Linked DNA regions of Homo sapiens: region 2 is linked to region 1. Evidence: chromatin loops called from intact Hi-C (ENCODE). Cell type or tissue: left ventricle myocardium inferior. All regions are shown on one strand. Links, peaks and the distances in the headings refer to the core of each region. The heading gives the core; the rest is flanking DNA. Region 1 has its middle 270 kb from the start of LINC02403. Region 2 holds the start of LOC105369788 (a long non-coding RNA gene).

Evidence for each region. Peaks named below come from ENCODE experiments on the same cell type or tissue, not always from the same donor. Only the 100,000 strongest peaks of a DNase experiment are listed, where the experiment ranks them.
Region 2: it touches region 1 in a loop (2.3-fold over the local background); 43 of 110 quality-filtered maps call a loop at or near these places.

The regions. Positions count from the first base shown.
Region 1 is chr12:58,353,701-58,356,519 of GRCh38, reverse strand. No RefSeq gene overlaps it. Among named protein-coding and RNA genes, the nearest start is that of LINC02403, 270 kb to the right of the region's middle. In left ventricle myocardium inferior, for the core only: no CTCF peak of the experiment used is centred there; no DNase peak of the experiment used is centred there; H3K27me3 peaks cover 289 bases.
Region 2 is chr12:58,442,417-58,445,235 of GRCh38, reverse strand. It overlaps LOC105369788 (a long non-coding RNA gene), which reads right to left and starts at 679. Exons shown (of 4, transcript XR_945006.2): 1 at 607-679. In left ventricle myocardium inferior, for the core only: a CTCF peak has its summit at 1,461 (motif pointing right); no DNase peak of the experiment used is centred there; H3K27ac peaks cover 529 bases.

The DNA of each region.
Region 1 (2,819 bases), core at 138-2,637:
AGTGCCCTGCCCTTGTAAGCACTCAAAGTATTTTGTAAATAAATCACTGAAAGAATAAAGCAATGTTAAGGGACGTGATCCTCAAGTCACCACAATGCAAAACCTGAGTCGTTGCCCCTCCCCTCAAATCCCGTATTCAGCCACCAATTCATTTTGCTTCTTCCTCCCCTGTCCCTTTCTCTCTCCTGGTTTATATCACCATCTCATCAATCCACCCTGAGCCTTGAATCACATTTGATAAATTCCCAGCCAGTGTTCCACCCTCTACACACTTTTAGCATATTTTAATGTCAATTCACTATGGATAAAAATACCAGAGTATTCTTTCGAAAAATTCCACTAATGGCTTCCCTCTACACATGAGATAGAATCCAAGTGCCAGGCCAGGCATGGTGGCTCATGCCTATAATCCCAACACTTTGGGAGGCTGAGAGAGGAGGACTGCTTGAGGCCAGGAGCTCAAGACCAGCCTGGGCAACAAAGCATTTCTGTGAAAAATTTAAAAAACTAGCCAGGCATAGCCATGTGTGCCGGTAGTCCTGGCTACTCAAGAGGCTGAGGTGGGAGGATTGCTTGAGCCTGGGATTGCGCCACTGAACTCCAGCCTGCACCACTGAACTCCAGCCTGGGCCACAGTGTGGGACCCTGTCTCAAAAAAAAAAACTAAATAAAAAATAAAATTCAAGTGCCCTGTCGAGGAAATCAGATCCTGTCTTTCCAGCTTTATTTCCCACATTGGCATGTTCTCCTCCTCATATCCCCGACCCTGGCTTCTGCCATTACAGTGTCTGGCCAAATCCTGCACTTTGCTAGGTACCTGTTCAAGTCCCCTTACCCCTCACCCCTATGAAGACATTCCTAATAACCCCAGTCCCAAGTGCCAACTCCATCTTCTAGTGAACCTCTTGCCTATAGCCATATACTCATTCCCAAAGGCTGCTTCAGGGAAAAATCATCTTCTATGATTTCCCCTCACCAAAACAAACAAACAAAAAGAACAAAAAATCTTCTGGGGTCAAATAAATTTAGGAGATATGCATCCATACATATAGCGATAATAGTTACCACATTGAGGGTATGGGTCAACCACTAGTTTTGTGTATGATGTTCCAGTTAATCTGTACAACAACCCCCTGTGGTACTCTTCATATCCTAGTCTACAGACAGTAAACTGAGGTGGACTAGTCTGTTTTCATACTGCTTAAAAGAACTACCCAAGACTAGGTAATTTATAAAGGAAAGAGGTTTAATTGACTCACAGTTCCGCATGGCTAGGGAGGCCTCAGGAAACTTACAGTCACGGTGGAAGGCAAAGGGGAAGCAAGGCACCTTCTTCACTAGGCTGCAGGAAGGAGAATGAACGCAGGAGGAATTACCAAACAGTTATAAAACCAACAGATTTCGTGAGAAGTCACTCACTATCACGAGAACAGCATGGGGAAACCACACCCATGATCCAATTACCTCCACCTGGTCTCTCCCTTGACACGTGGGGATTATAATTCAAGATGAGGTTTAGGTGGGGACACAAAGCCTAACCGTTATCATGAAGTGAACTATTTAACAACCCATAAGCCTCAATTTTCTCATCTGTAAACTAGGATTCAAACAAGGCCATCTAACTTCAGAGCTTGTGATATGCTCTCCTTGAATATGTATTGTCAGTTCAATTTTCAGGTATATAAAATGCTATGCAAATATAGGCACTTGTTTCCCTCAACTAGTCTGCAAGCTTTCTGGGGGCAAATGCCAGTGCTGAGGAAACGTTTGTATCTCCCACAGAGGAGTGCACACGGCCACAGCGAAGGCCCATCCTCCCAATAAAGTGGCTGATATTTAAAACTTTTCACATTAACGGACCATTTTCAATGTATAAAAACAATCTGTTATAATTTTTCAAGGCACTTTCCCATCTGTTATTCCATTTTATTTTCATAACAATATTCAGGTAGGTTAGTGTTTTTAGTGCTTTTTGTACACAAGAAAATTGAGAAACAGAAAAGTTAGATGACCTGCCCAAGAGTGGACAATGAAGATTTGGCCTCCTACCTCTCAGCTCAGCCAAACCACAGTCACAGTCCCTCTCGCCACTGACACAAGTGTCCCACCTGGCCTCTCTGGCAGGGGCCCACTGTCCACCTCAAGTGAGGCACCTTCAGTCTGCTCAATCACCCCCTGGACTGTCAACCTCAGAGACATAGAAAAATGTAACTTTTTTTTTAGAAAACACTAAATAAAAGCTTTCTGAAGCATCTGCCTTGAATCTATTCAGGCCGCTGTTTTGTGGAAATTAAGTCACTGCCTCTCTGAAGTGAATTACAGGAAGAATACATGATATTACACAAAATCAAGCTCCCATTCCTTTTGTGACTGCTTTCTTTTTCTTACACCTTTTGTTTATCCAATCATGTTGCCTGTTTGTTTCAATATTTGAACACTATAATTGGAACATAAACTATAATAGGTCTCTTTACATCTCCTTGTGGATATGTGTATGGAAATTGTTCACACACAGGCAGAGACGTAGCCTTTACTGGGTAGAACTCAGTCCTCTCACCTTTGCAAGGACACATTTTCTGTTCTCAAAACCTTTGCCCAAAGTAATGGGCTTCGGTATTTCTCTAGGCAGTAATCTACTTTTTCTCAAAAACTCCCTCTGGTCTGCAGGGGAGGCTGTTTTCAATGAATTTTTCCATCCTTTCCTTTCTCATCGTCTTTTTCCTGATCAATGTTTTAGTCTAACTGCTTGATTTTCAAATTACTTTGTAATTACAAAATGTTTAGCTAATTTTAGCTTAATTCCAAAAAGCGATTTTCAT
Region 2 (2,819 bases), core at 111-2,610, 89 kb before region 1:
GGCAAAGACAGGTATTTAAAGGACCATACAATAACCACAAAAATTAAAAACAATTATTTTAATGACCTGGTGCCCCTGTTCTAGAGTCCACTGATTCTTGTAACTCTTATGTTCCACCAAAATCTACTCTATTCATTAACTTTTTGAGGAAATTGCTCTCATTCAATAGGGTTACCAAATAAAACACAAATATTGCATGGGACATACTTATACTAAAAAAATTATTCTTTATTTATCTGAAATTCTTACATAAATATGCATCCTGTAGTTTTGTTTTCTAGGTTCAGCAAGTACATGGAATATTACTGGAAGGACTCTTGTCCTTTCCCAGGAACCCTTCCCCTCCCTCCTGGGGATATCTAGGATTTTGACACTAATCTTGTTACCGCAGAGCTATACTAGAAGTTCAAACAAACAAAATCTATGTTACTCACATATAAAACCTTCAGTGTCCAGGTTTCATAGAGACAGGGATGTTTCCGGAGCTGTCTAGGTGTTTAACTCCTCCCTTCCCACTCACCCACACAGACACACACAAACACACACACACACACACACACACACACACACACACATAACACACAGAGGTAATAAGCTAATGTTCACCTCATTTTCCCCTCCAACAAGACAGAGTAGATCTTGTAAGCAGGAAGAAAAGCTGCTTCTATATGTCCCAGCACAATGGCCCTCCTGTGAGCACCATACAGGCTCCTTGGCCTGCACCATCATTGTCTGCTTTATTGGTTGCTTCCACTTGATAGGCCATGTCATTGTATCATTGAACATCCACATAAATAGACTCATGTTTATGCTGTAATTAAAAGGGAACAGTTTGGGTTACTGGAACAAGTCTCTCCTTGTCGCAGTTTTTTGCACACCAGCTAGAGAAGATCTCTGATCTACGCTGGGTCATTTTTCTCCTACTTAGTCCACCAAATCCCCAGCTGCTGGCTCAGGCCCACCCGTTGATTAGTACTGTCCTGTATGATACTCTTGTTGCGGTTAAAAGGAATTAACAGTCCTCTAGTCTAAACCCCGTGTTTGACAAACAGGGCTCTTGAAGTCCAGAGAGGTGATGTAACACATGGCGACCACGGAGATATTTAGCAGCCTGTACTGGACAAGGTCCCAGGTCTTCCAGCCATTCAGTGTTCTTTCCAGCACCACCCTGTGCCTCCCTCAACAACATACCTTTATCTAAGGCAGAACTGACAAAGTCGAGTCCGAGGAAAATAATTCTTGCTAGGCAGTATTATAGGAAATTGCTTTATAAAACAGACAATTAATTTGCTCACTTATAACAAATGACCATGTCCCTTGTGGAATAAATACTAACTCCTATCTAGAGCAGGGTTAGCAAACTTTTTCAATAAAGAGCCACACACTATCTGTGTGTCTCACTCAAATCTCCCTTTAGGAGAACCTGCTGTGAGGAACATAGCTTATTAAGAGGCTCCAACTGCCACATTTTTCAGTCCACCAGGAGGCATCATTTGCCCCATAACCACATTCTCCTAGGGCTATTCTCAGCCCATAACTGAATATGCTGGGGGTACTACAGTGGGCCATTTCTGTCTAACATGAGATTACTCTAAAGCAAAGGGTGGAAACTTTTCTATAAAGATCCAGATAATTAATATTTATATTTTTCCATCCACATGTTCTCTGTTGCAACACTTTAACTCTGCCAGTTAAGCATGAAATCAGTCATAGGCAATATGTATATGAATAGATATGACTGCATCTCAATAAAACTTTAATTACAAAATCAGGTAGCAGGCCAGATTTGTCCCATGGGCCAAATAGTTTGCCAACCCTAGCTTGAAAGAGCTCAGGGACTACCCCTTGACCTGGCAGAACATTTCTCAGAACTGTGCATGATCTGAGGCTCTTCCTACTCAGTCTTTCCCTCCATCTCTCCTTTCACTTCTTTCAGACCTGTCCACTCCTGCTCTCTACCTACTCCTCCTCCTTCCAGTTCTTATTCTTCACAGGTGTTTCACTCAATAAAATCTCTTGCATATTTCATTCCATGTTGGTATCTGCTACTTTGAAGATGCAACTGGCACTCCTTGTATTTATTTTAAATGTGATTGGCTGCCAGTAGATTCTGTGTAAGTTAGGAATAAAATGAGACACAAAGTAAAAATTGCTGCATTGGTCCCATTCAAGAAAAAAAAGTAACTAAAAATAAAATGATATACGTAAGTTAAATATATTATAAGGTGTGAAAGAGGGAGAGAGTATAATGTCATAGAAATTATAAAGGACTGCCCTCAAAAGATCTGGGACAAGCTCTTGCTTTGCCTTTTTCTAGCCCTATGGCCTTCACTCTTTAAACTCATCTCAGAAATGGCTTCATCCCACATTGCCTGCCTCACAGGATTATCAAAAGCAAATCACTAGCATTCACGTCATCACCTGTGTTTGTTATCACATTTGAATAGTTGCACCTCTTTTTATCCCTAGTTAGAGCCACATCATTTCATTGAGGAGCTGAATTTTTTATTTTATAGGAAATTTAAGGTTATTCCCTGTAGAGGTATAACAAAGCCTACGTACACTTCAAATAAGTTATCCTGGCTGGCCCTTGTCCTTAGTTGGAATATGATGATAATGCAGCCAATGTGGCAAACTTGATCCCCTCATTGACCAATTTACTTTGAACTGAGGACAAACAAGGCATGTCTCACCTGTGTCAACAGGCCTACTTCCAAAAGGAACAGATAAACCATCACCATTACAGAAATAAATACTCAAATTTCATCTTCTTTCTACAGTGGACTGACTAATAATGCCATCTTTTAATCTACCAGGCT